7 separate regions of the Mus musculus genome follow, and regions 1, 3, 4, 5, 6 and 7 are each linked to region 2. A link is a loop called in an ENCODE intact Hi-C map of the cell type or tissue named here. Cell type or tissue: heart. All regions are shown on one strand.

What was found. Hi-C counts contacts between places; a loop is a spot of excess contacts. Peaks named below come from ENCODE experiments on the same cell type or tissue, not always from the same donor. Only the 100,000 strongest peaks of a DNase experiment are listed, where the experiment ranks them.
Region 1: a loop joins it to region 2, with 5 times the contacts of the local background. A loop is called at or near these places in 5 of 42 quality-filtered maps.
Region 3: a loop joins it to region 2, with 7 times the contacts of the local background. A loop is called at or near these places in 2 of 42 quality-filtered maps.
Region 4: a loop joins it to region 2, with 23 times the contacts of the local background. A loop is called at or near these places in 5 of 42 quality-filtered maps.
Region 5: a loop joins it to region 2, with 10 times the contacts of the local background. A loop is called at or near these places in 6 of 42 quality-filtered maps.
Region 6: it touches region 2 in a loop (11-fold over the local background); 4 of 42 quality-filtered maps call a loop at or near these places.
Region 7: a loop joins it to region 2, with 6 times the contacts of the local background. A loop is called at or near these places in 2 of 42 quality-filtered maps.

Annotation. Positions count from the first base shown.
Region 1 is chr7:71,862,688-71,866,687 of GRCm38, forward strand. No RefSeq gene overlaps it. Among named protein-coding and RNA genes, the nearest start is that of 4930441H08Rik, 45 kb to the right of the region's middle. In heart, no CTCF peak of the experiment used is centred here; no DNase peak of the experiment used is centred here.
Region 2 is chr7:71,702,810-71,706,809 of GRCm38, forward strand. Gm44689 (a long non-coding RNA gene) reads right to left here and starts at 3,268. Exons shown (of 4, transcript XR_003946799.1): 1 at 3,161-3,268. In heart, a CTCF peak has its summit at 1,667; DNase peaks (open chromatin) are centred at 2,052 and 2,892; H3K4me3 peaks cover 991 bases; H3K27ac peaks cover 1,593 bases.
Region 3 is chr7:71,601,050-71,605,049 of GRCm38, forward strand. No RefSeq gene overlaps it. Among named protein-coding and RNA genes, the nearest start is that of Gm44689, 100 kb to the right of the region's middle. In heart, no CTCF peak of the experiment used is centred here; a DNase peak (open chromatin) is centred at 2,312.
Region 4 is chr7:71,958,817-71,962,816 of GRCm38, forward strand. It overlaps Gm36633 (predicted gene, 36633), which reads right to left and starts at 3,202. Exons shown (of 5, transcript NR_126483.1): 1 at 3,140-3,202. 1700011C11Rik (RIKEN cDNA 1700011C11 gene) reads left to right here and starts at 2,359. Exons shown (of 3, transcript NR_126462.1): 1 at 2,359-2,440. In heart, no CTCF peak of the experiment used is centred here; a DNase peak (open chromatin) is centred at 2,025; H3K4me3 peaks cover 694 bases; H3K27ac peaks cover 1,319 bases.
Region 5 is chr7:71,586,282-71,590,281 of GRCm38, forward strand. No RefSeq gene overlaps it. Among named protein-coding and RNA genes, the nearest start is that of Gm44689, 120 kb to the right of the region's middle. In heart, no CTCF peak of the experiment used is centred here; a DNase peak (open chromatin) is centred at 1,560.
Region 6 is chr7:71,309,625-71,313,624 of GRCm38, forward strand. No RefSeq gene overlaps it. Among named protein-coding and RNA genes, the nearest start is that of Gm39034, 24 kb to the left of the region's middle. In heart, no CTCF peak of the experiment used is centred here; a DNase peak (open chromatin) is centred at 1,997; H3K27ac peaks cover 1,054 bases.
Region 7 is chr7:71,836,353-71,840,352 of GRCm38, forward strand. No RefSeq gene overlaps it. Among named protein-coding and RNA genes, the nearest start is that of 4930441H08Rik, 71 kb to the right of the region's middle. In heart, no CTCF peak of the experiment used is centred here; a DNase peak (open chromatin) is centred at 1,689.

The sequences.
Region 1 (4,000 bases), 160 kb after region 2:
ACATTGGGGTTGAGTGGACTGGAGCCCAGGTCCGACCATTCCTTCTTGCTCAGACCAAGGCTCTTGCTGCAGAGTTGAATCTGACATTTGCAGCACATTCATAGTTTTGATTTTCTAATTTAGTCCTTGAATGGAATTGAAAATAATATCCTGGGATTTTTTTTTCCAGAGTGATTTCCATGAGTTATTATGGAGGAAGCCTGGCCTCTCTTTGTGCTAGACTTTTACCTGTTCTCACAATAAATAGAGCCCCCTCTTCATCACCATTCCATCTCTGAAAGCTAGTGGGGAAAGCCTGGGATGGGAGAGAAAGTTTGGCCCCGTTGGGTCCTGGATGAGCCAACAGGTAGAACTTAAGGTCCCGTGGTCACAGATAAAGGCTGGGGTACTCTCATGCACAAATCAGCAGACAACACCACAGGACAAAACTCAGGTTCAGACAAATTAACAGCCATCTAGTATAAACCTCGATTTTCTCAAATAATCCACTTCTTTTCCCATACTCAGGCACAAACCGGGAGAAAATGCTATAGAAACGGGGATCATCTCTGTTGTTGTCACCCCCTTCATCTGCTCCAGAACCAAACCATGTGGGGTTGCCATGGTGATACAGAGTTGACCTCTCACTTTTTACTCTTTTTTTGGGAGGGGGGAGGGGCTTGTGGTCAAACTGAAGCCTACTAGATATTTATTTGCAGACCCATGGATTAGTGGGTTTATTATTATTATTAGGTTTTTTATTTCATTTACATTTCCAATGCTACCCCAAAAATCCCCCACACCCTCCCCCACCCACCCACTCCCACCTCTTGGCCCTGGCGTTCCCCTGTACTGAGGCAGATAAGGTCTGCACGAGGTAAAAAAGGAGCCATTTGGTCTCAAATGAAAGTCAATCTCAGTCAGTTAAAGAATGCTAAGTCTCTCTTTCTTTGAACCTGATGTTGCAGAGCCAAACTGAAAAGGGATGTGGGGAGGAAAGGAGGAGGAGGAGGAGCAAGAAGAGGGGGGCAGAGAGCATAAAAGGAAGAAGGCAAGTAAGAAATCTCAGAAGCAATCTGAGAGGCTGCGCTGTGGTGGAGCTGCTATGGCTGACCACCGAAACAAGCAAGAGGGCCTCGACAGGCCAGACTGTCCTGGAAACCCTCTACAAGGTCACGGCGGCCATTTGGTCTCTTCTTCTGACTATTTAGTGTCAGGCTCTTACTCTTCCTTGTTGACTGGTTTTTACTAGCTATGCTGTGGTCTTTAGTGTGGATGGATTGTTGCCTTTTTTATGTGCAGGGAAGTTGGGTCAGAAAATCAAAATGCTGACTGGACTTAAGTTCAACCACATGAATCCATCATGAGCTATGTTCCCCATGCAAGAATGATCAGGCCACTCCCATGATTCACATGCCAAAATGGTTTTCTTCAGTAAAGCAAGCAGCTTGGGTAGGCCTTCAGAAACTTGACCATTCACAGCCCAACGTGCAAGACCTCCCGAGAAGAGGAGCTACTGTATGATGAAGAGCCCAGGTTGGGCAGGGAACATGGAGCGCAGTAATTGTGCTTGGGAAGTAGAAACAGCTCACTGTCTGCTTTTGGCTTTCTGATGTGCGGCAGGGCAGCTGGAGACTTGCCCTTTCTCCCTAACCCTGTTCTTTCTCTGGGTCCTCAGAGGAACAGTATACAGTGCATCTGCTATCTATCCCGTGCCCAGACAGCTGAAGTTGTACCTTACTTCCCAATGACATTAGTTTCATTCAGATGTGGTTTTATAAGTATGCAGACTGGACAAAACCCCTCTACATGTGAATTACTCTCAATTATAAACCAGGTGAAATTGGTGAATTGTCTCAGGCTGGCTGTTTTTTAATCTCTCAATTTCTTGAGAAAGGTTATATTCAAGTAAATAGAAAAAAAAAATAGATGAAACTTGGGAAGCAGTTTTAGGGACTACAGATAATTCTTATTAGATCAAAACCCTGGGATTTTTTGGTTGTCATTGCTGTTGCTTTGTTTTCTTCTTAGAGCTTTACAGAGACCATGTGGCCAGGTGAGGACGCAGACACAGAAGAGGCTCATCCGTGACAATGTTCAGTGAATTCAGAGCAAACAAACACAGGTTGTTAAGTGGTCCCTGGAATAAACAAAAGGGTATGCAATTTTCTTCCTTGAGAAGATATATATCTATTAGTGATCTTTCTCCAAACACTCAACACATTTGCCAGAGATCTGCTAGTGTACTAAGCCAATGTCTTATTCACATTATCAGTTTCTGGGAACAACGAACCCTTGCACACCAAGACTCTCTCCATCATATCCATGACATCTGTTGGATCCAACCTGAAATAGGCTGTCTCTGAAATACACAGCAAAAGCCTCTTTTATTTTTCTTCACTTCTCAGCAGCATGGTTCCCTGCACACACACACACACACACACACACACACACACACACACACACACACACACACACACAGAGTCCATATGCTCTAGGGAGGTCACAGTGGTCACCTCCAAGGACCGGTTCCCAAGGCTGTTCTCTGAAAACAGGATAAACTTGTGAACTCTTTAACTGACTGGAACGTTCATTAAAGTTTCCAGGGTTAAAGCCTGTAAAAGAAGAAGACACTGCACCACGCATGCAGTTTGATCAGAATTCCAAAATCTACATGCAGATGGAAATGGTCAGTGAGATCCACACTCGGTCCCTTTCTCTGCCCTCTGCACCCTCTCCTTCCCTCTGTACAATCTTACAGATCTTTGAGTGATTAGAGGCGCCCAGAAGAGAATGGCCAATGGTACTCTGTGGTTTCAATGTAGTCTGAAGATTAAACCCCTATGAAAATGATGTCTCTTCTCCACTCGCCTGCCCCCTCCCCTCTAGAAGCAGCTGCTTTTCACATTTAAATGTAGCAGGGGTAACAAGAGCCTCTTTTATCAGCTAGACCTATTCATAAGGCATTAAAATACATGCAGTTTCTTAATCCCTGGTGCAGCTCTAAGGGGCCTCAGCTTTGTGCTGAAATAGCACGTATCTTTTAAAAGTAACCGATGGAAATCATCTTCCCCACCAAACCAGTCTGTTAAAAGCAGCTCTCCCCAAGGTCTCCGCAGAGCACAAATGGAGTCCAGTCTTAGTGTGTGTCCAGCTTTCTTCTCCCCTGTAAAAGCGCTCCAGAAACAATGCCCAAGTTTGTTTATAAGCAGCCGCAGCCACTCAGCAAGATGTATCTTTCTTCTTTTATCCCACCCCCTGCCCCCAACATCCAGATCTCATACCCATCTTCAAGGCAGCGCAACTTGGCAATGTGCAGTGCCCCTTCTGGGAACAGCACTGCTACAGGAGCCAATCTGAACTTGCTGAGCAAGGTCACTTTCAGAGGCAGATCTTTCTGACCGCTCAGTCTTCAGGCACGGTGGGCACGGGTAAAAAAACAGGGTCAGGTAGAAAATCACTCGGATTCCTCCTTAATCCACGGGCCTCCGGAGCAGCTTAGGGAGGGACAGCAATGCCTTAGCCACCAAGAAAGCTGTCTTTTAGGCAGGTAGAAATCCACAGAACCTTGTGATATGTACATACACATAAATGTACATGTGATATATTCTACATGTATGGACATTTTTGTTTGCAACAGATAGCTCTGTTTCCTTAAATAAGCTTCTAAAAATAGCATAAGGCACAGTGTTAATACAAAGAACATATTTAAAATACATACATGCATACGCAAAACTGGTCTGAATTATACTTAATTCTTGTGGTTGTTTTTAACTCCCTAAATGTGCATCTTTCCCACATATTTAAATTAAGGCTGATTTTAAACCTCATTGTAACTCTCCCCCCAACACATATATATACACACATGTGTGTGAGAGTAATATATATATATATATATATATATATATATATGAATATTCTTAAATATTCCAACTTCCATCTAAACACATCTGGCTTTTTGGCTTTCTATTTTTCTATGTGGAGTCGGGCTTTCTAATCCTTGGCTTTATTGCTAATGAAA
Region 2 (4,000 bases):
CTGGCTCTGGAGTTCACAGATTCCACACAGTCCTCTGGAGAGCTAACCTATTCAGTGACTTCTGTCAATTTTCAAAAATACAACGTGGGAAAGATGTTTTTTCCAGAAATACTTCAGAGATGAAAGTGCTTTCGGGTCTAATTGCTCATATTAGCAAGGGTTACTGGTGGACGCCTGAAGTGGGCAGATCGGTGAAGAGGTTTCTAGTTTCTCTTTCACCCCACCCAGACTCTTCTGCCCACTCATGGTGATTCCTCAATGCCCGTTTGCCTCTGTTGCTGACAGATGTGTTGATACCTCTTCTTCCTCCCCATCTCTGTCTCTCTTTCCCATCCATCATCAAAAATGAGAGGCCCCAGTTGGAAGCCTCTTCTTTTTTAACCTAAGCCCTACTGCTACCTTAGGTTCCTTAAATGTGTGAAGATGAAGATTCAAAACCTCAGGGGCTTCACTTCCTAACTAATTCCTCTCCAATAACTCCTATAACTATTTGACTCAGTCTTGATCCTGGCCATGTCCTTGTCCAAGCGAGCATCAGTCATATGGCCCCCTAACCATCACTTGTCATCTAGTCTTGGCTGGACCCCCTTCATTCTATGATGCTGTCTCTCTTCTCCTTTACATCTTCTTAGTTATCTTAAGTTGCTCATATTTCCTTGACCAACTACCCTTCTCTTTTCCATCTGGATTTTCCATTTCAATAAATAAAAACTATATATTATAATAAATGAGCTCCTAATATTTAATTTTTACTGGTTATTATCCCCTATCAATTATTCTGAGCCTTAAGTATTCAAGCCACCCATTTCTGGGCCTCCCTGCTACCAAATGTATGAATCTACCTAGGTCCTCACCCCACTTATTCCTGCTTTGTCACATTGAAGGCGACATCTGTCTTCCAACAAAGTTTGTTCCTTTCCCACTCCCCACCTCAGTGTTCTGATGACATCTCAATCACTTCAAGTCACCTCACATCTCATGTGCCCAAGATATAATGCATAACTGCCCCACCTGACCTTTTCTTCCATATTATTGCTCCAAGGGAACTGCTCAGCCAGTAACTGGTGGGGCTACTTTTGTTAAATCCTTTTTCCCTCGCACGCATTCTGTGTACTAACCTCCTTCATGCTCACCTCTTCCATCCTCCTCTTCTATTATCTGTTGCCATCTCTAGTCATCCCCATTACTCTAGTCTAATCTAGATGCCCTCTTTGATCTGATCTGATAAACTAGCTTCTGAATCAGCCAAGGACTCCTTCCACCAAACACGCAGAAGCTGTAGCCACACTAGGGTCCTTTAGTTCTCTCCTAACAGACAGTGTTTCCAACCTCCACACAGCCAACTCTGAAATAATCTTTCCCAAGCCTAGGATGCTCTTGGAAAAACTACTCACATGGTAGCCTTCCTTCTGCAATGCCCCTTTAGCACCGCCATGCACACCGTCTCCTGTAGGCCAGCGCCTTCACTATTTGCATATGGACATCAAGTACTCTTTTCTGACATTCTCTACTAGATTATAAACCATGAGGTTGAGATCTAAGACAATTTTCCAGTTTTGTTTTTGTTTTGTTCTATTCTCCTCAGAATCTTCTACAGTAAGACTTGGTAAGTATTTTTCCAATAAATGACTTCACAGCCCCTCCTAGAGGATGTTTAGAAGCACTGGAACCTCTCTGTAACATTCTGACCTCCCGAGGAAAAGGATTGGTGTCTCCTCCTTACCCGTGCCCTCAGCTGGTCAATGTTCCACAAGGCTCACTATATTTAATTTTGATCACCAGTCCTTAGAACCTCTTCTGGTTAGCCAGAGGGCTCCATCTAATTCTGGCATGAAACAGTCCGGTTTCTTTACAAATCCAGTACCACAAGAGAGCAATTTGGTCCTTATTGACCTCAGGCCAAGGGAGCTAGGGTCATCTTCAGGTGCTAAGAGACACAGGCTGCCTTAACAACAAAGGAAGACTGGATCAACAACCATCCAGAATTCATTCCCCCGGGGGGCACAGGTTGTCAAAAAACACATAAATATGTGCATTCGTGGATTAACTAGGGGAGGCCAACTCTGATGACTCAAAAGATGGAAACTGCAGGTTGACTAATCTGTTGACTCTGAAAGTCTTGGTCCTCAATCTACTTATGCCTTAGACTTGAACACTTGCCACAGACAACACTTAGTTTTTGTATTAGTGACACATTCTCCTTCAATGGGCCAGCCAGAAACCAAAACAATAGGGGAAAGGACAATCTTGCAAACGGCAGGAAGTCATTAGTAAATCCCAGCTCGGAAATTCTAGGTTCCTACTGGACTTTCTAGATAACCAGCCTTGAAGGACCAGGCTAAAGAAACTCCTTTTATTGCAATGCTTGACTTAAAACTACAGTCAAATCCATGGCAATTCAGATGTGGAGTCATGTGGAAGATGGTTTCATTTGGGACCCTGGAATTAGCAGGAGTAGACCTAGCCTGTTCTACTGAAGTTTGTTTTTTGTTTTGTTTTGTTTTTTGTTGGTTTTTCTTCTCATGTGGAAAACAGGAGTGAAACATCACTCCGTTCTCAGCATGGTGGTCAGAGGAAGTCATCCATGTGGAGCTCTCAGACAAAGACAGCTCTGAAATCACAAGGTCGCTCAGAATGTCACCTGCCCAGCGCAGCCAGCGCAGGCAGGCATCTCAGGGAAGGTCGGGCAGGATGCGCTAGCTCGCCCTGGGCGCGTGTGGCCGCGCGCAGCGAACAATGGGCGGGGAGCGGGGGTTGCGCCGCCGGCGCCCGCTTTCCGGACTCTTGGCCGCACACATCCCGCCTTTGTTTCCCCGCCGGGCCGCGCGTGTCGCCGACGCGCCATCCCACCAAGCGTTTCCGGCCGTCCGCGCCGCGCCCCAGGCCGTGAGGTCGCCTGGAGGAAGCGGCGGGCGGCGGGGCGGCAGTCCGGACCGAGGGAGAGCCACCGCCCGCTGTGCTCTGGGGAGGCCTGTGAGCAGCGATAAGGATGGGGAGCCATTGTCTGCAAGCGGCCCTGCGGGCGAGGACCGCAGGCATTACCGCCCACACTGATCGCCAACCTCCGCTTACCGGGGACTCCACCTAATCACTCCACCTGGCCCACACTGGACTAGTTCTGGTCACACCCAGCTGTCCATAACCAGATCACCGTACACACCTGACAACTGGGCTGGCCACCTCCACTCTGCCCACTCTTTCACTCTGTATTCAGCTTGACTTTGCCCACCTGGTCTGATTGCTCTCCAAAATCCAACCTATTTGAGTGCTAGAGGGGGAAAAAAAGCCATACATTTACTAGTACAGTCGCACCTCCTCCCCCTCTTTTCATCCCACCTACCTAATTACTTCTCATCTAGCCCCCTCCCCTATGATTTGTCATATGTTTATGGGAATGTGCTTGGGACTGCGTTTCTGTCTGTCAGTTGTCCTTCTGTGTGTCCGTGTGTTTGTGTTCAGTGGGTAGTCACAAATGCTGTTGTTCCTGGTTGCTATTGCAGCTTCATAGTAAGAAGATAGCTTTTCTTAGCACTCTTCCCTGTCTGGCTCTTAAAATATGTTGTCCTTGAGATATGTCCCCTGGACGTCCAACAGCTAGTAACTAGAGTAATTTGCCTAGGGGAAAAAATTCCTGGGACTCTTTTTGTCCAGGATGGACAACTTTCTAGTCTAGTGGAGCAAGGCTTCCTGTGGCCTCCTGGTTGAGCACTGGGTCATAAGCTAATAAAGCCTATAAATGCATTCATATGACTTCTGACTAATGAAATTCATTTAAAAAGTGAAAATTAGAAAATAAAATTAATGTCGACCCAAAAGTTGGTGTGTTCACTACCTATGCAAGGAAGTGAGCAAGTCATAAATTTATTATTTATAAGATACTTACAGGATTTCAAAAATAGAAATGCAACAAATATTTTATCCCCCTGTCTGTCTGTCTGTCTGTCTGTCTGTTTGTTTATGCATTATTTTGAGACAGGGTCTCTCTATGTAGCTCTAGCTG
Region 3 (4,000 bases), 100 kb before region 2:
AGCATTTCTTTGCACTGTTGGCTGCCATCCCATCCTTACCCTCCTCTTTGCAAATGATCACATGCCCAATTTCAGGAATCCAGGGAAAAAAGACGTCATGTTCAAAGGTGCCTCCATTTATGCCTGATATTTTGAGAGGACTCACCTCATACCATTCAGGACCCATGTTTGAAAGTCTAAAGAGTAACACTGCCTTATTAGAATCAGGCAGTGTAAAGCCTTTCCTCTCTGAAAGATTGGAGTGCCATGTGATGTGCCTAAGTCACCAATAGGATGCAAGAAAAGAAGCTGGTCAGGGTTATCAAATAGCCCCCAGAAGGTAATTTGAGCCTCTTGGTGATCAATCTGTTTTCTTGTTGCTTTGCCAGGGGATGGTTTGTAAGTCTCCAAAAGTATTGGAAAAAGTCAGAAAAAGCTCAAACCTCCCTCTCCAGGCTTTGACCAGCCTCTACTAATTTTGTTACTTTGTGGCTCTGGCCCTGGCTTATGTGCACCTGTGTGGGGTTCATCACTTTGGGTGGAACAAGTGAAGTTGGGAAAATGTAGCAAGTTGCACAGAGATGGGGAAGTCTCCGAAGAATGGACTGTAGAACTCCCAGAGAGAGATCATAAAATAAAATCAAAAATAAAATCCTTCTGCTTTACTCTCTCCGTTCTGACTGGAATGAGCAGCAGGAGACAAAACAGAGCAGGATCCACTGTGCTTGTCAGGACTTAGTGCCAACTGGAATGAAAGGAACTCAGATATGCTGCAATTTGCAGTGCCACCCACATCAGTAGCATGGCCCCATCTTGAGTCTTACCTGACATCGATTGCTGTTATCACATTCAAATTAGCTATTATGCTCTATACATATTTTTACTTTCTTGTTCAAGGCTTAACACCATGATGACAGAGAATTTCATAAGCAAATGGAGATATATTATTTATGTTTGCAGGGGCGTCATTGCAGTGGAAGTGCTTCAGGGATGCTGTGTACTCAGAAACCCTTCTGGGGGAAACCTAAACAGATTGACTGTAGCCAATCCACTGAATCTACAGCTTCAGCATTTTACCTGGTGATCCATTTTAATATCCAGAAGCCAATAGTTACGCAGGCAAACACTATGGAAACTCCTCTATAAGAAGCTTCAATTGCTGGCACAGGGAGGGCTTGGATGTAACTCAATTGGGAGAGTGCTTATTGGTTATTGCTTGAAGGTTTGACTTTACACCTTGTCCTACATCAATCAGGTATGGTGATAGGCATCCACCCACAATCCCAGAACATGAGCTGTAGAGACAAGAGGGCGAGGAGTTCTTGGTCATTCTAGGCTAACTTTTGAGTTTGAGGACAGCCTGGGATACGTAAGACTCTGTTTCTAGAAAAGAAAGAAAGAAAGAAAAAACCCAATTATATCATTAGGTCAAATTATATATGGAGGAAATAACAACTTGCAAATCTCAGATATAACACTACACATTGATTTGGCAGTGAGATGCCAGAATTTGCAATTTGGACAGCCAATAACACCCAATTAAAACCAATAACAGGCATCAGCAACTTTCATCTGCATGGTGATTAAGAAGCTGTGTATACTGCCAGCACTCGCTTCCTTTACTGCAAAATGGCAGCAGTGATTAATTACCAAAAGTGATGTCAACTCTAGGTATATTGGTGGGATGAGTTCTACATCTTGAAAATAGTGGCCATAAATTCACAGGTCATTTCCAAATAATGAAGTGGATTTCTGGCTCTCTTGGCTATCTACCCCTACCATCTGCATAGCCACAGCCAAGTGCTGGAAATGCTGGCCTCTTAATTTGTTATTTCCCACCATGCTACAAAGGTTGCTGTCAATTTTGGGAATTAATTAAAAACAGAAGAATGCTTGCAAGCTCTGGCAGAACAAAAGAAAGCCAACCATGGTTTTCCTTATGAAGGTAAGACAGATAAGCATGGGAAGAATGTGGGGAGACGCGGGTCAGCATTAGTTTGCAAGGATGTTGAACAGTGTCATGCAGTGTAAAGTGAAAGGTATGAGCGCATGTAAAACTTGCAGACCCAGAAATCTCTGGTCTAGATGAGGAGGACACTCTTTAATTACGCCTGGCTTCTTATGCTTTGGAATGGAGCCTAATTTTTCCTTACTTATTTATTTATTTTCTAAGTCACCCAAAAGGCTCTGTCACCAGAGTCACAGTCTTCAGGAAACAGCACTAATACTCCTCTTCCTGATGGCATGACAGCTAGCCTTGAGCTTCTGCTGAGACTTGTCGGGGACTTCCAGAGGAGTGGCTTGGAAAAGGTCCATATCTCTATCATTCCTGCTGACTCAGGCTTTGGGCAAATGCCAAAAAGCATGGAGGCCACACACATTCCCAAAGGGCTTGTCTGAGGACAAAGAAGCTGACACCAAGGTTCACAACAAGGAACTGAACGGCAGTCCTTCCTCCTAACACAGCACCTAAATGAAACTAATTTCTACTGGGGACCAATTCCTAAGAATATCTGGAATCACTCAAAACTACACACACACATTGTTCCTATTCTTCATCAGAGAACTTGGAAGCCCTGCACCTTGATAGCAAATCTTTCCACTAGGATTATGCCAACTTCAACTCTAATTTCGTCAGTAAACAAGTTTGTCTGTCCTGGGAAAATTCCATTAATCATTCATGTTCTGAGAAGAATGATACACAAAGGAGCCATCAGCATGAGGCAGCCACTTTCCATTTGTTTCATAATTAAGAACTCCAGGCCATCAAATGATGCCGAGATGCAAATTCGTTCCCCAGGTTGGAGCTACTGGAACAAGCTGGGAAGGATTTGGTTGCACTTAAGCTCCCAATGTCAATGAGCTGATGAATCTCTCTCATTCTTGGTAGATGAACAGCAATCATATTGCTTTAGGCTGGAATGATACCCTTCGAGTAAGCTGAATGCTTCCTCCAAGACAATGCCAATTCTGTAGTGCTTTTGAGTTTTAAAATTGTTCTGAATATATATATATATATTGGTGATCCAAATACATTGAGGTACTTTTCTTTTAAATAAAACTGATGTTCTTTTTTAAAACTTGATCTCTTGGAGCCTGGGCTAGCTCCAGACTTCCTGAGTAATGGAGGGTGCCCTTGAACTCTTAATTCCACCGCTCTATCTTCCTAGTGCTAAAATAACAGATGTGTAGTAATTCAGATGGTTTTGTGGGGCTAGGGATGACATTTCAGCAAGAAGGGCTACCTTCTTGCTGGACAAGCACTCTATCAATGCAGCCACAACCCTGGTCCCTGACACAAATTTTATATCATACAATTGCTATGAATGCTATGAATCGTATTTCACTAGGTGCCTATCAATGACACAGAAAATTTCAGTAATGAGAATTCTATGCAAAGACTTTTATATATATGTGTGTGTACACACACACACACACACACACACACACACACACACACATATATGAGCTATACGTTGTGTGGATAGATTGAAATTCTAAAGGGTAATTTGATACTTACAACTTACTAGATTTCAGCAACAGAATCAAGATAGGCTGTGAAAATAACCTTCTGATCAACCAGAGATAGCCACTAGTTCCCTCCTGGATTCCTGTTCCATTGTAAAAGTTTAAAAATAAGGTTGTACATAAAATATCTAAAAACGTTCACATAGCCTGGGTCTGGCATGTGTTTCCTCTTGTATCTTTCTAGCCTCAGAATGTCCAAATGGAGTGACATTGTTTTACAAGAAGCCACCAGAAGAGAAAGCAACCAGGAACAACTCACACATCTCCAGTACACAAGGATCGTACCTAGCGAGCCTTTCTGACCCCACTCTGAGCTTGTTGCTCTTGATTGCAAAGGTTCTTACTTAGCTGAGCAAAGACCCATGGTAGCAGAATCTGGAGAATTTTTGCAAGTGCTTGCCAACTTCGCCCTCTGTAGAATTGATTTCAAGTAGGCCTTTGGGCCACTCAGTAAGGAAAACGCCCACCCTAAATTACAAGTTTTGGTGGAGAT
Region 4 (4,000 bases), 260 kb after region 2:
TCTGTTTAGATTTGGGACTAAACAAACATTAATAGCTGTGAAATGAATCTTGTTTTCTAAACTTCACTGGGACCTCAAAGATCAACACTTAGAATATCACTGGATTTGAACTGGAGTCTTAGTAAAGAAAGTCAAGTTCAGATATAGCTGCAGGGTGGACTAAAATCCAGTACGACTGGTGTTGCTGTATAGACCGGCAGTAGACACTAACAGAGAGGTGAAGACCTTGAGGACATTACAAGGCTATATGAGAAGATACCACACTCATCCAGAGATGGAAATTGGAATGATACTAAACCCACTGGGGAGACATCGAAAAGATGATGACACACAGTCCTCATGATGAAGAAGAAACACTTGGATCGTATCTTGGAATGAGAAGATGACCTATTTGCAGTAAGTCCCCTGGTCAGTGGGATTTTGTTACCGAAGTCCTAGAAAACTGACGCAGGGTCACATCATTTTAATCAAATTGTCCCAGTGCCAGCCAAAACTGTAGGGGAATTTCAGGAGGAAGTTCCAAAGAAGTTTCTGGATATTATTGAGTCACCATTGACATGGGAAAAGGGTCTCTGGTTGATTTGCTGTCCTATTACAATACCCATACCTGAAGCATGAGGGGTGCATAAGAAATATTTACCAAAAGAAAATGAACAAAATTTCCTCTCCATTTAATTTTTAATCTGTTTATTTTAAAGCAATCCTTCTGTATTTCCTTCTAAAAAATTCTACTGAGAGAATACAGACAAAAGGATTCCTTTGTGATTAGTGACACGGGTTTCTTTTTTGCTTTCTAACTCTCAAGATTATGAAGAAATAACTGGCTGGCTGACCCCTGAAGACTCACCCACTGTTTCATGGAAGGAAACTGAGTTTGAGTGCAACTCTGGGGATTGAGAAATGATCAAAGAATCAACCACTAGTGTGCATCTGGCTCCTCTTCTTGATAATGTAGGAGGAGCTTTGACACATTAGTTTCAACTCTGTGCTGAATCCCATTGGGCTGGGACTTCTTCATGGTAAGGCTCAGAAGCAGACTTATTCTCCATAGTTTCTAGACTTATTTGAGTTCAAGGAAGATTAAGGAGGAAAGGAGAAAGATGGAAGAGAATCAGAGATATAGCTGATATTGATAAAGCTCCTAAAATACTATGTACTGGGTATTCTACATGTGGTGTGTGTGTGTGTGTGTGTGTGTGTGTGTGTGTGTGTGTGTGTGTGTGTGTTGCATTTGTGTATGTGCAGGTTTGTGGGTATGAGGTCGCATGCATGCCTAATAGAGGATGTGAAGGTTAGAGAGCAATAACCAAAGTTGGCCCTTGCCTCTCTACCTGCTTTGAGAGAGGGTCTCTTTATTTCCAATGTGAGTGACAGGTATTCTACCTACATTACCTTTTTTAAATCAGCACAAAATTATTGTTATTATCCCCCTCTTTTCTGCCAGAAGAAAATGAGTCCTATATGCAACACTACTAGAGAATGTTGAGATTACAATTTATGTTCAAGTTCATAGAATGGCAAAGTCCATTTTATTTGGGACTCCACTGAGCTGCCCAATCAAACCAGAACCTCTGGGTGACATCAAATAGTGCTGTGTTCATGTGTGATGTCCTGGTAGTGCAGCAGACAGGATGGCAAGCCTGTCACTCTTAAATTTTCATCTCTATTCGGGAACAGTCTGGCTGGCTGCCTCATTCTTCTAATTCAAAGGATAAATTTCTCCCAAAGTGCACAAAACCCCACAGCACAGTTTCACCAACACACACACACACACACACACACACACACACACACACACACACACACACTTCCCCACTCTATGCTAGTCCAGTTAAATATACTATTGGCACTTTCTTAATAACTGTGGTCTCCAGAGAAAACCATGTGAAATGTATCAGTTTCTATCTACAACTGACAAAGGCAGGAGGAAAAAAGCCGTGGGAGGCTGTTATCCCAGCGGCCTGCCACCCGCCCTTTCCTGGCCAGCGTTCCTTTCCTGGATAGTTCCGGCTTAAGAAATGTTATTCACTCTGCTCCTCCCTCTCCCCCACCACCACGCCCCCATCTCAGCTTGATACTTGAAGCCTCAAAGTCTAGAGGAAGAAGGAAGAGAAGAGGGAGGGATAGGGGATAGGAGGGCATCACTGATAAGAACAAAGACCCGTTGAACTCCGGAAGCTTGTGGAGCATGCTGGCCAGAGGCACAGGCTTCCAGCAACATGAAAAGATGAGTTAGGAGGAGGAGGATTCCGGGAACTTCCTCTCCTTGTGGCGTGGCCAGGTCATAATGGTGCTGTGATTACACTGCCAAGGCTCATTAAAACAATAAACAAACCACAAAGGCAGTTACTAAGAGCCCTCCTCTCCTACTTACTTGCTGAAAGGGAAGAGGAGTGGAGCCCTGTTTGCTGCCATTTACCAGACCAGCTCCTGTAATCTGGTAATACTGAGAATGATTTAAAAATTAAAAAAAAGGGGGGGGGGAGCAGAAAGCCCGTACATTCTGCTGTATTTTGCAGGATGATTGGGAAGGAAGGAGGGAAGGCAGCTAAGTATTCAAGGAAAAGTATTGTAGGTGGATCTTTCTGGATAATGAGAAGATCTTGAGTTGAACATAAAGTCTACACTCAGAGTACAATTTTCTTTGGGCTCTATAAAAAAGCCCTAAGGTATGCTACCATGAATGAATGACTGGCAACAGTTTCCAAATGTGTTCCTGGGTGGTACATGCATCTGAATTAGTGAAGGAGGGGAGATGGAGAGCTGAAGACAACCAATTGGCATGTCAACATTTCCCATTTCTCTGGCACCTTTCTTCATCATCTCAAATCTCAAACAGCTTTGTTTTAAGACAGAACCAAATAACTCTATAATTTCAACAATGAAACCTAGGGGGATTTGAACCTAAACAGTCTATTTCTCAAATATAGTCTGACTAAGCTATAGGTCAGTCCACCTTCCTTTTCAAGTATCATGTAAATATATCACAAAAACAAGAACAAACAACAAGACCTTCAAACTGGAAATCCCCAGTTGTTCCTAATTCAGAATCAGCCCACATCCAAAGGTTCGAACTTGTGCTTAATGACACACCCGCCATGAAGTTCTGGCCCCCTCATCTTTCTGGTCTTTGCCCTACCTGTCTCAAACGTTAACCATCATGTACCCAGTGGTCTTCTCATTATGCTCTGAACAAGAGTGTGGAGAGGAACAAAAGGGCACCTTCACCTCAAGCCCTCTTGTAAGTGATGTTTCAGTTCAAGACTTATGAAAGCATATTTGAGGATAAGAGGCTTTGTTCGAGAATGATCCCTGTTTTAACACTTATTAGCAAGAAAATATCAACGAATATAAATATCGAAGGAAGAAAGAATGAAAGAAAGAGAGGAAGGAAGGAAGGAAGGAGGAAGGAAGGGAGGAAGGAAAGAAAGAAGGAAGGAAAGAAGGAAGGAAGGAAGGAAAGGAAGGAAGGAAGGAAGGAAGGAAGGAAGGAAGGAAGGAAGGAAGGAAGGAAGGAAGGATCTTAGGCAGAAAGAAAGCTGGATGAAGTAAAACTGGTAAGAAAACTGTCATTAACTTCTTGCAAGAGTTAAGGAAGATGAAATCTAAAGGAGTCAGCAGACCAGGTAATGTAAAATGAAAGTAAAAAATGTGGCCATCGAAATTATGACCTCTAGTTGTCAAAATCTTTTAGTCCCACAAAGGCCTGGGTCACTTGAGTTGACAGCAATCTTCTTCTGTCTGGACTCTTTCCTATCCTATACCTGTACCCGTGGAAGAGATTTCTCACATACAGCTTTTCTGTGTGATGGCTTTAGTACAGGAATAGAAATTTCTGATGCCAACCTATGTGCGGCTGAAGAGGACTCCACGCACTCCGTAGATGCTGCTTCCTACAATATCTCTGTAAATTGTTTGTTGGCTGTTGTTGTCTTCACGTCACAGACTGAGACACTGAGATACAAATAGACAAAGGAAGTGTTGAATGGTCAGACAACTA
Region 5 (4,000 bases), 120 kb before region 2:
TGCCTATGACTCTATTAAAACCTGGAAGGTGATGTGCCAATGATCTTTAGAGCTTGATATAGGTTGACATATTAGGTCACTTATGGAAGATTTCTGTCATTCCACACGCTACAAAACTTCCTTGAACAGCCGGTGAACAGTAAGATGAAGAAACAATAAAAGATGATGTCTTCCTTGCACAGTGTACTGAATGGATTAGAGATAGTGAATATGCCGTGCCCCGATGTTTCCCAGTGTGCACGCTCAACATGCAGGGTCATTCAGCATTATTCATAGTTCCAATCATGGTAGAACAGCCATGGAGCAGCAGCAACTACTTACCTTTCTCAACATGAGCTATATCCAACTCTTTATATCATGGGCTTATTGCTTAAGATAAACAATTCAACTCTCCTATGAAGTATTGGTGTAAAGAGGGCCACTCACTACCCAGAGCAGTGTAGGGGACACATTAGGACAGCTTATATACTTGGGAGAACTGTTGGAGTATGGGATAAAAAAAAAAATGAGTGACCAATTCCACCGGGCTTGCCTTAGTCATTTGAACAGCTCTTTTAGACTCAGAGAAAACCACCTGCAGCTGGGCTCTCATGCTGACTGTAGGGTCATGTGACTCTGGCACATAACTTTTCCTGAGCTCCCTATATCTCACTTCCTGTAAGTGCCTGTCCCTCATGCTTACTTTCAAGGACTTGGCCAATCTCCTTTTGTAAATAGAACAATGCTTTATATTTCGCTATTACTCTGGAGCGACTATATCAATAATGCAGGAAACGCATCTGTCCAGCACAATGAGATTATTTTTCTGATTTTGTTTGACAGTTATGGTAATAGTTTGGCAAACAATCTACTCCACCATCAATGGCCGCAGATTACAGCTGTTTTTTAAAAATCCCAGTGGCTCCTGGAAACTTGCAAGATTGATTGCACACAGAAGGAGGGATAGAAAGACATGCCATGTACCTTTAGGAAAGAAAGATTCTTAACTCTTTCTGTACAGAAAAGCCCCAGGGAATATTAGAGAAAGGACACTGGGTGATCTGTGGGACCATTTTAATAGGACAAAGTGAGAAACAGCAACACAGAGGTACCATTAGGGTAGTCATTGCCAGGTGTGGCAGAGGGCAGAGGAGCCTGAAATATTTAAGAGACACCTGAGGAGTTGTTGTATTTGCTTACAGGGGAGAAAACGGAAAGATATATTATTCTCTGTTGCATTTCAGGGCTGTTGTGTGGCAGCACTGGCTGGTCAGAGTAACACTGAACCAAACTGGAGACTTTCAGAACTTGCTGTATTAAACGAGCAGATGCGTGATGCACGCCATGTTTGTTTTTCAGAGATGGCAAAGAGGAGTTCATTTATGTTTTTCTTTTTTACACCAGAACTTCTGAAGTCTTAGCAAAGAGCACTTCTACTGAAATCTGCACCAGTTCTGAAATGGGCTTGATTTCAGCACACGTTTTTAGCCCTTGGGATTTCTTCTTTCCTTCTGTTTCCTATGAAGCAGAATGCTGACCTTCCTACCGTTCTGTGACCCTGGCCTTTGGCCAGCCATTGTTTTTCAGGAAACAGGAGACAGAATGGTGGCTGTTCAAGTCTCCCAAGGTGCAAGATTTCCTCCCCTCTAAGTTGCAAGGTGAAGCCACTTGGAAGAGCAGTTGTAGTGGGTGGGGGCAACCCGACTGCACGGGCGCCTCATGTTCAGGTGAGTTCATTTTTCTTGTGAACTCTTCACCTAGGCCCCAATTAGTATCCTATTAACCTCCTTAAATATGGAATTGCTAAGATCTTTGAATACTCCAAAATGGACTATTAGCCAGCCCATTTCCTGGCTCTGTCAGATGAAAATGCCAAAGTAGGTCATACAACAGAATTACCGTGATTAATTTCAGCTCTCTTACATGGGCCATGATGTCATTCAAGTTAACCGGGGGGATTCATACTCAATGCATCGTTTGAATGACTGATGGAATGTGAGTTTTCTAAAACGCCTTTCCAACTCTTAAGTTCCTGAAGATTTTCCTTTTTTAACATCACAAACATTTCAAACATGCTAAATTGATCAATTAGACAAATGGTGACTTACCTCCACTATAATTTGTAATGTGTGTGTTCTCTAAGGTCTAATGTGCGTGAAAGAGGTTTATTTTCCAAGTAACTACGATGGTAGATCAGGAGTTGTCAGCCTTATGAGCCATTCTTACTGGTAGTTGTGAGCTGGCTTTTAAATATGCCATGAAGACGCCACTTCTCCAGAGCCTACTCAGCATGGCATTGGCAATTATAAATGGCTTTGCTGAGGCTAAAATGCCCCAGCAAACGTCCCATTCTTTATCATATATTCCTTAAGGACCACCTTTAAAGAGTACTTAAGAGAAGCATTCTGTGTTTTCCCATCTCATATATCGAGGCAATCTCTTTACAATAGGCAGACTTAATTTGTTTTCCTGTGTGCAGCAGCTTTAGAGACTTATTAGCCATTTCAAATATTACACCACAATATGTCAAACAAATCTAAATTGTATCATCACACGTAAACCTATTTAGGTGCGTTCATTTTTTTTTTCTTCTTAAAATGAATCCTACAGCTAGTGTTAAAGACCATTTGTCTCCTATTATCTGCTCTTATATAGAAACTGTGAGCTCTCTGGATGCTGCAGTGATAGTACACAGTCAGGGTTGTGTCATCCTAACATTTGCAAAGAGCTGGTCATGCTCTGTTCTTGTATGATATGAACTGCCTCAATGAGTATTTGCTGTACCTAAAGTGAAGTAACACTTGGTGTAGAGGGTGGAGAAAATGGCTCCACAGAGAGGATGCATACATGCAAGATAAGGATGTAATTCAGACCCCTACTACCCAAATAAAATGCTAGTTGTAACTCCAGCACTCTGAGATAGAGATCAGATCCTCAGAGAAAGTTGGCTATCTAGACTTCCCTATATCACTGAGCTCCTGGCTCAAATGAGAGACCCTGCAAGAATGAATAAGGTAGAGGAAAAAACAAAAAAAACAAGGAAGGCCCAAGGAGTCAACCTTACCTGCACACACACACCTGCAAGCAGGATGTGTATGTACAATCACACCACACACAAAAAGAAAAGACGCTCTTGATTTTCTTACTTTCATTGTTTTGACTATGAAGCTGTTAAGTCATATCAGGTATTGATTGGGTATATATCTCAGTGGGAAGGCACTTATTTAGCATCTCCAAACTGGAGTTTGCTGCCTAGCACCACCCACACATAGAAACACACCCATACACAAACTTGAGTGCACATGCATGTGCGCACATGCAGGCACAGCTTGAGCCATATTATATTTTTATAATCAGAGTATCTTGCTGTAGTAACTGACCCTGTACATTGATTTTTTGGCAGTCTTACAGAGAAATATTTGAAAGCTTATCAAAAATCTCTTAAGTTCCAAAACTTTCATTTGTGGCATCAAGATTTCTTGAATATCTACTTAATTTAGCATAGGTAGTCAGCATGGTTAAGCTAAAGGACAATTGTAGAGACCCAAGCTATCTTCCTTTCTTCCCTTTGGATAAGTCCACTGTTCTCAAAAAAAAAAAAAAAAATACAAAATCCAATGGTGGCTTGTGACCTTTTGAAGCTATATCAATAAATAACAAGCTTACCACGCCAAAGGCTGAACACTACACACAAACTCTTATACCAATGAACCAGATATCCTGTCCATAAAGACAAGGCAGCGTCAGGGCCATACTCCCTGACTTCAATTTCTCTCTGTAACCCAAAAGCTTTTCAGGATCTGAATGTCCAGGTCACTGGAGAAAATATCTTCTAACATTGGAATATCCCACCAAGGTTCCAGGCATTGTTTGCCTTGATTAGCAAATTAGGCTAAAATCTAAGAGAACATTTCACATCAGGAAATCAATATGAGTCAAGGACGACGATTAGGAAAATACCATATTCCTAGTCGGCATTGACACTTTACACCACAGAAGAGTTTCCATAGGCTCCCTTGAC
Region 6 (4,000 bases), 390 kb before region 2:
ATTACTCTATGTTCTCCATGAGTGAATTTTTTACTGCCAGGCAAGCATGCCCTGAGATGCACTGTGGTGCAGAAGATGGGATGTGTGATCAAAACACTAAATGTTCCATACAGGATTAGACCACTGGACTCGTGGTTTTGAAAACCTGCAGATGGCCCAGCCTGTTACCTGATGCTTCAGAAGCCAGGAATGAACTTGCGTGACGACCCCAGCCCTGAGATGCTGGGCTATATATTTCCCCAGTGGAAAATAGTAAGTTGGAAAGGAGAACCACTTTGCTACATATGTGGTTTCTAAAGGATTTTGTCTTCTCTACTCTGTCTAGTAGGCTCACCAGCAATTGCAGCACAAACTGTCACCATACACAAGTTGCTAACTCTTGGGATGTGACTTCTTAGTCTTCCTTGCCTTTGGTGATTAGGAAAGTTGTTGAATCCCATGCTCTGACAATATTGGACCTGAAGCAGAAAGCTGGCATGGGCAGGGTAGGAAGAGTGTGGGGAGGAAGCTACTGCGTTCCAGTGCATCCCATTCATCTTGCTTAGTTATCACTCTTGGCTGTTTTGATTTCCTGCTTATTTAGCCATAGACTGAAGAAGGAAAGAAAAAGGAAAGAAAAAGTGAAAGCCATTCTGTTCTTTTTTTTTTTTTTTTTTTTTTGATCCCTTTACATTTGAGGAAAATACCCACAAGGATACAAACACCCTTTCTTCACAAGACACCCTTCTCAGTCATACTGTTCTTACTATGAATAAGAAAAGCTCATGCCAGGCCTTGACTCTGTGGTGCACAAAGCACTCATCTTACTACCAAGCATTTTAATTTTTCTTGAATTTTTCCCAAATTTTCTTATCAGCTCCTCAGATAACTTTTGGATAGTTCTCACCATTTTTTTAGGCCAGCTGTGCCTACCATTCCTTATTTTAATGACCACTCAGGTTTAGTGTTAAAGAAAGTTGGCTATAGGATAGGATATGTTCAGTTTAATTGTGCTTGGTTTGTTGGCTTGTACTCAAATGAGTAGTTTCAGAAACATCTACAACCCAACATTCGAAAGGTCAGTAACATTTCACATTTGGGTATACTAGAATATTTCCTTCCTTCCTTTCTTTCTCTCTTTCTTTTCTTTCTTTCTTTAACTAATTAAAAAATGTTTTTCCTTGCACTTTATTTTGATCATAATTATCCCCATAACTGCCCCCCAACCCCCTGTCGTCTCTTCATTTCCCTTTCTTCTTAGGAGGATAAAAGAAAAAAATTCAAGACTGCCACAGACTACCTATAAAGATTGATATGGAATGCTGAAACTCCTCTATTTCCTATTTGGGGTCATTCTCCCACCCCTAACCCCAACCCCCTAAAACGGGTTTTCTCTCTCTTCCTCTTAGTATTTGTCACAAGAGGAGAATGGGATTTCATGAGCCTTCCATTCAGCTTGCAACTTCCTCTAAGCAAAAGGACAATAAATAAACAAGAAGATAAGACAGTCTCTTTGCCTGCCCATCCCCTTCCTTGGAACTCTAGGACAACCAGATCTATGTTCTTAGAATATTTTCCTGAATTAGAATTTTCTCTAACTCAGTGAGTTTGAAGTCTGTGTAAAACAGATAGCAAACAAGAGGCCTGCTGACACATGTGGATGTCATATTTTTATACATATGTGTGTATAAAAATTTTTTGTATGTATGTGTGTACACATACAACAGTACAAAATACAATTTTTTTCCAGCACTTTTGGTAAGCCAATCTTGTTGGCTACACTGATGAAGGTTGCAGGTAATTCTGTCCACAGTTCTATGAAAGATAAATGACCTCCTTCCCAAGGACACTTGGCCAGGCCTGAGTTTGAGTGTGTATGTGTATCCCTGCACGTGTGCGTGTGTGTGACTGTTTTCTGAAGATCTGACAAGGCATCTCGATCATTTCCTGGTTTTGAGGCCGACCCTCGGCCGTGCACACAGCCCCCCTCTCTGAACTGTTATTATTCTGTCTTGAGGCCTTCTTTGGCCAGGATGTTGCTTCATTTCCACCTTTTGTCTCCGCCTGAATGTGAATGATGCTCTTTCAGCAATATCCAGCCGCTTAAACTCCCTGCTGTTGCCTTACATAAATATACAACACCCGTCTCGCCCTATAACTCACTTCAGGCCTGGAAAAATAGTGACTTCCTTTATTGGTCCGATTCTCTGGCAATTCCCAACAGCTGTATGTTCGCACCTCAGAGGATCCTTATCTTCAGCTTTCCATTTGTCTCAGCACTATTCCCGGGGATTGCCAATAAAAATGATTCCCATTTTTATAACCCCTGAGAACACAGGAGCCAGCTTTCCAGAGAAACCATGTCCTTCCACCATCCCCTGAATAAACAAACAAACCAAACCTCGGGACTACTTAAGAAAAAGGTGCATTTTGTCTTCAAGAGAGATGACCGAAGGAGCCCAGTGCACAGGGACTCAGTAAAACGTGGAGTGTGGTCCCTAAACACATTAATTACGGTCAAGAAAATCTGTGTTTATTTCCCTCCTCATGAGAATAAATTGGGAGCTACAGCATGTGATTGTTAAAATAACACATGTTTAGAGGTATATTCAGTATCCATCTATGTAGGAGGCGTACATCTCTACAGGATATTATATGTTATTCCCTATGCTTTATCAGTTCATTTAACCATTTTTCAGTGCATCTGAATTCAGGGTTATTTTAGAACACATTGTGGGCGGGTCGGTCTATTGACTTTGCTCTATGTCTGAGATATAGAAAAGAAAGGCATGCACTTTTGAAGCTGAAATCACTGTTCATTTTAAAGTAGTCTCATCAATGAAGGGTCTTTATCTAATTAGATCCGATAGGCCTGAGCTTGGGCTCTGCAAGGTTCTGATGTGGGATGTGGGGTAAGGGGCATCCTCATACAGCTGAGCCCCAGTCAGTCACATCTGCTAAACAGAGACCAAAACCCTCCCTCGCCCCTCCCTTATCTGTTAAAACTCAGAAAGTGAAACTTACTAAAAAGCGAAGGGCTCCAGTGTGCCTGAGAGATGGGAGTCACATATTTAGTTGTTGCTCCATCAGGATAAAGTTCTGATCCTGACAGACAAGTCTGAAAGAAGAATGTCCAGAAGGGAAAGGTAAATGTGTGAGATTTCCACTGTTACAAGAGTGTGCCCAAGAATGAAAGAGCAAGAATATTAACCACTCACATGCCAAACTGCATCCACCAAATTGCAGTCGCACCAGGGGGAAGGAGGGCCGTGGCAGGCACCAGTCAATGCGCCCCTCTGTTTCTGATCCTGCAGTTCTCTACAGCAGGAGGAAAGGGGCCTGGTGGCTACTGAACTTGTGAGCCAGCCGGCTTGCTTGGGAACTCACTTGCAATGGTTAGCATCTCTGTAAGTGTGGACGACTTAGTTTCCGGCTTCTCCTCTTCCTACCTGACTTCCACTCCAAAGCATGAATGATAATATTGAAATTGACTTCAGCTGTGCTCCACACATTAAGCCTGCCCCGAAAGACAGTTTCAAAACGAACAAAAAATCTTCCGCTTAGCATGGGTGCAAACATAAATATACAGACAGACTCTTCACTCTAGCTCTCTCTGTTTGGAACTGTGTAAGGAGGCTGACTTTTTATACCAGCTCTTCTCTAGTCTTTCAAATTGGACCCATAGCTCCAAAACTGTCCCTCTGAAGGAGAGGTGATGTCATTTTCCATACAACATCATTAATAGCAGTCTTGAGTATTGCGTTGTCATTACCTCAAGCAGCTGTGGAAAGAACTTAACATTTTCTCAGGGTCAAATGTTCCCTTCTCAGTGGGGAAATTTTTCTGCTCTAAATGAAATGTTACGAAATACATTTTTCCCCCAGCAAGCTTTGCACCACCGAGAGCTGTTTTATTTATCTGACTGTTGTGAGTGTTGTAAAACATGCTGTCTCACATGGTAACACAAGCTCTTTTTAAGAGTGTGCCCTGAGTATTTGCAATTGTTATCGGGCCCAGATGT
Region 7 (4,000 bases), 130 kb after region 2:
TGATTCTAGCTGTCAATCACTTGATGGGTCATGGTAGAGAAGTGTGCAGAGCAGAGATTCTTGTGAATGAATAGGGAAAGCTCTGAAGTCTGCTAGAAGCATGCCTCTTCTGAGGCAAGCTCAAGGGCTTTGCCTATTTTTATGAGGATGAAGAACTTGGTCTACTGATTTTTGTGACTCTCTCTCTCTTTCTCTCTCTCTCTCTCTCTCTCTCTCTCTCTCTCTCTCTGTGTGTGTGTGTGTGTGTGTGTGTGTGTGTGTGTGTGTGTGTGTCTTATACACACAGTCACACATTTGGTTTCTCTCCTTAACAATTTCTTAGGAAAGTAGTCATTAGTTACTGGTTTCAGAGGCTGGTGGTAAAGATTCCTATTTGGAGACAGATCACTCAGGAGCCCATATCTCACTATTGTTGGTCAAGGAGTCATGGATCTCTTAATGGTTATATTTAAGGAACCCCCAAGTACCACATGGTCTATTTGGATCTATAGAAGATGGCAGATGTGGAGCAAAACATAACCTCACTGCTCACACTCCCCAAAGACCTGCTTTTGAGCAAACCCCTCCTCTGGGTCCCCCCTACTATTCTCTACCTGGTTATCACTCACTTCTATCCTCAGATCTCAACCTCTGTAAACCTATGAAAACTGTCCGAGGTCTTCTAATGTTTGTCTGATTATATACCCACAGTTCCATGATTAGACTTTGTCCCATTTTGCAATTCAAAATTGTATATCCCAGATCTGAGTGATACATAAACAGGGATTAAATTTTATCATCTTAGAGTCAGTCCCTAAATCTTTGTCAAAGGGCTTGGAATCTAGTTGGCCTTAGTACTGCCTGGCTAAAGCCTTCTACAAACTCACACTGTAGGACATCCACATCAATCATTATCTATCAGCAATGAAAGACAGGGTGTGAGTGCCCTTGTTTCGGCATCCCACAAATGCTCCGTCAAGGCCCTTGTGTGCTCTGGCCAAGGTTCTCTATCTACAAACAGTGCCTCACCCTTTAGAAGCAAAACTTGCCTAAAACGTTGGCATGGGTTGAATTCTCCTTGAGGCCTTTGGAACAGTAGATACCGTGGCTACTGAAGGGTACTAAGTTCTTTGCTAAGTTCTGGAGAGGTGAGAGTTGAGCAAAGCAAGCTTTGCCTTACCCGAGGAAATGCTGCATGCACTGAGTACAGTAGGAGTTGGCAGAGAAGCACAGATGTGACATTCCAGTACAGGGAGAAAGGGCCAATGTGAAGTAGCCAATGGGTGAGTGGAAGAAAAGGCCACAGTGATACCTCTAAGCATCTATTATTCATCAGAAGAAAAAAAAAAAAACCACTCAGGAATAACAGCTTTAAATTACCTAGAACAAAACTGGCCTCAAGAACTTAGACTATTGGTTAGTGACCCTCTGCTTACAACTTTTCTCATCTCAACTTTCCAGGATAGGCTGTAGACTTGCGGAGTCTTGGATGCGTGGGGCTGTTGGAGGAAGCCTTGTTCTGGCACATAATACTTCTCCATTTCACTTGCTGTCTTCTATTTGCATTAGAGGAATGTCCAGCATTAGATTCAAATCTCCCGTTGGCTTAGAAGCTACCAGAAGCGAAAGACCACGCTCTTTGAAAGCACATGCTATGAACAGGGGACAGGATCTGCTCCTGCAGCCTGGCTGAATGGGCCCAGATCAGAGCTGAGTGCTCCCATCCTGCACAGCTGCTGTGTACTTGGAAACAAAGCTAGGTGGGTAGCTGACTTTAATGGTCTTTTCCGTTTCTCTCTAGACAAAGATTAAAGTTGATTAGAGGAGCATTCCAATCTTATTAAACACTGTGCGGCTCCCACCAGAAATTTCAGGAAATGAAGCGTTCACACAATACAAATTCTTTTGTGTTTCTTCTCTGGTGAAGGGGTGAGCGGGGGCCTTCAGAAAGGGGATGAGGCAGCTTTAATAACAAGAAGGGAGGGGCAAACTGAAAGGAAAAAGGAAGAAAGGTGCCTCAGTTGTCTCTGCAGCTGATCAACAAAGGAGCAGGCGTGAGCGGTAACCTCTTGGAGCCGCAGCCTGGAACATGACACATGTCAGCCCATGATAAATGGTGCAGAGCATGTGCAATTTCAAGCGCAATGCCCTTGAGATGCGCAGGACCCCGATCGCAAATGTTATTGTTAAATTAAACCTTAAAGGAAGGATTGAAAAGGGAAGGGATGGGTGTGCACGCACACACACACATACACAAGCACATGGAGGAAAGAGAAAAAATAAAGGACAAGATGAAAAAAATAAAACTTTAATTTTCAACTACTTAATATTAACACACACACACACACACACACACACACACACATATATATATATATATATATATATATATATATATATATATATATATATATATATAATGAACTCTTCCATAGGGAACTTACTTTTCTTTCTCCTATTTTCAGTATTGTACATTACTCCAATAAGAAGGGCTAACTATGCTTTCTGACTTATGACTTAATCTGGTTTCTCTCTCTCTCTCTCTCTCTCTCTCTCTCTCTCTCTTTCTCATCACTTTCCACTGTTTTAAGACTCCCTGTGTGTAGGTATATCCTGCCGTCTTGAGTGTGCATGTGTACAATGTATGTTTTGATCACTTCAAAGTAACTAATTTGTCTCTTTCTCTCTGTCTCTGTCTCTGTCTCCTGGTCTCTATCTCTCTCTTTTCCCCAAAGGAAAAACTGCCACCATCTAAACTAATTAGTTAGTTTAGGTAATTAGTTTAGAAGACGGTGGAGTGGTATGAAGAAAGAGAAGTGTAGGGATGCTGGATAGAAAGAACATGAGTGTGAAAAATGTCCAGGCCTAAATTGTCACTCATCAGTGAATGAATGACTGGAGAGGCTAGCAAGAGAAGGAGTTTAGAGGTCTGCCAAAATAAAGTAAAATCAGGTTAGCAAGTGTTAAACAGCTTTCAAGGAGAGCAATACACAAATGAACAATAATTCAGTGAACATCTTGTCACGTGAAGGTGTCTGCCAATCACAGGGCCTCAGGGATGTGCCTCAGGGATGGAGGTAGCATCAGGCATAGAAGCTAGAAGATCAGAGGGACTGGGTAGGGAAGAGAAGTGTGTTCTGGATGGAGTCCAAGCTCAGAGGTTTGTTTTCTTTTCTTCTCCCCACAACACATTTAGATGAGAAATGTTTAGTAGTGGAGTAGAAATCCCAGATCAGAAAGGAGAGGTCACCCAGCCATGGTTTTGTGCATTTTGGCCAGGGTTGCCTAACACTTATGAAGAACTAGATTTTTTTCTTTTTTTTTTTTTGAGAGGGAGGAGTCTTTTGAAAAAGTTCACCCAGGTTTCTTGTTGTTAAAGAAAATAAACATCAGACAAAACAGGACTTTATCAAAACTATAAATAATTCAATACAGATGGATTTAAAAGGCAAGCAGATTTTCAGAGTAGGGAACGCTGCAGGGTTTGGGTGGAAACAGGGAATACAAACACAAAAAAGGAATGAAATTATGAACTTGTTGAGAAAAATAAATAGACACAGAAAACTAATTGGAGAGAAAATAAAGAGGAAATTTTCAGAAAACACGGCAAGCTTCCCAGGTTCTGAGCAGAGACATGCTGCCTGCACTTGTTGACTGGAGGCAGCCCCCTCGAAGGGCTGTCACTGATGGTGGGCTGCAGAACAAAGAGAAGCAGGTCCCTTGCTTTGATTGTCAGTAGGAGTCAAGTCTTGGGTGGGTGGGGTCACTTCTGTCTCAGGTTCACATCAAAACTACAGAACGAAGTGGTACTGGTTCCTGGCCTAGAGTTTTTCAACCTGACGACATCATCATCGGTGCGATTAACCTTGATACAGCACCTCATCTAAACATCAAACCAATCCACTCTGCACCCAGCACCACCTCATTTAACAATACCAGACCCTGCGTTCAGACTTCTTTATTTTCCCTGAACTCCAGAACAGGAAACCCCAGAGGCCAAAGGAAACTGAACCATCAATAC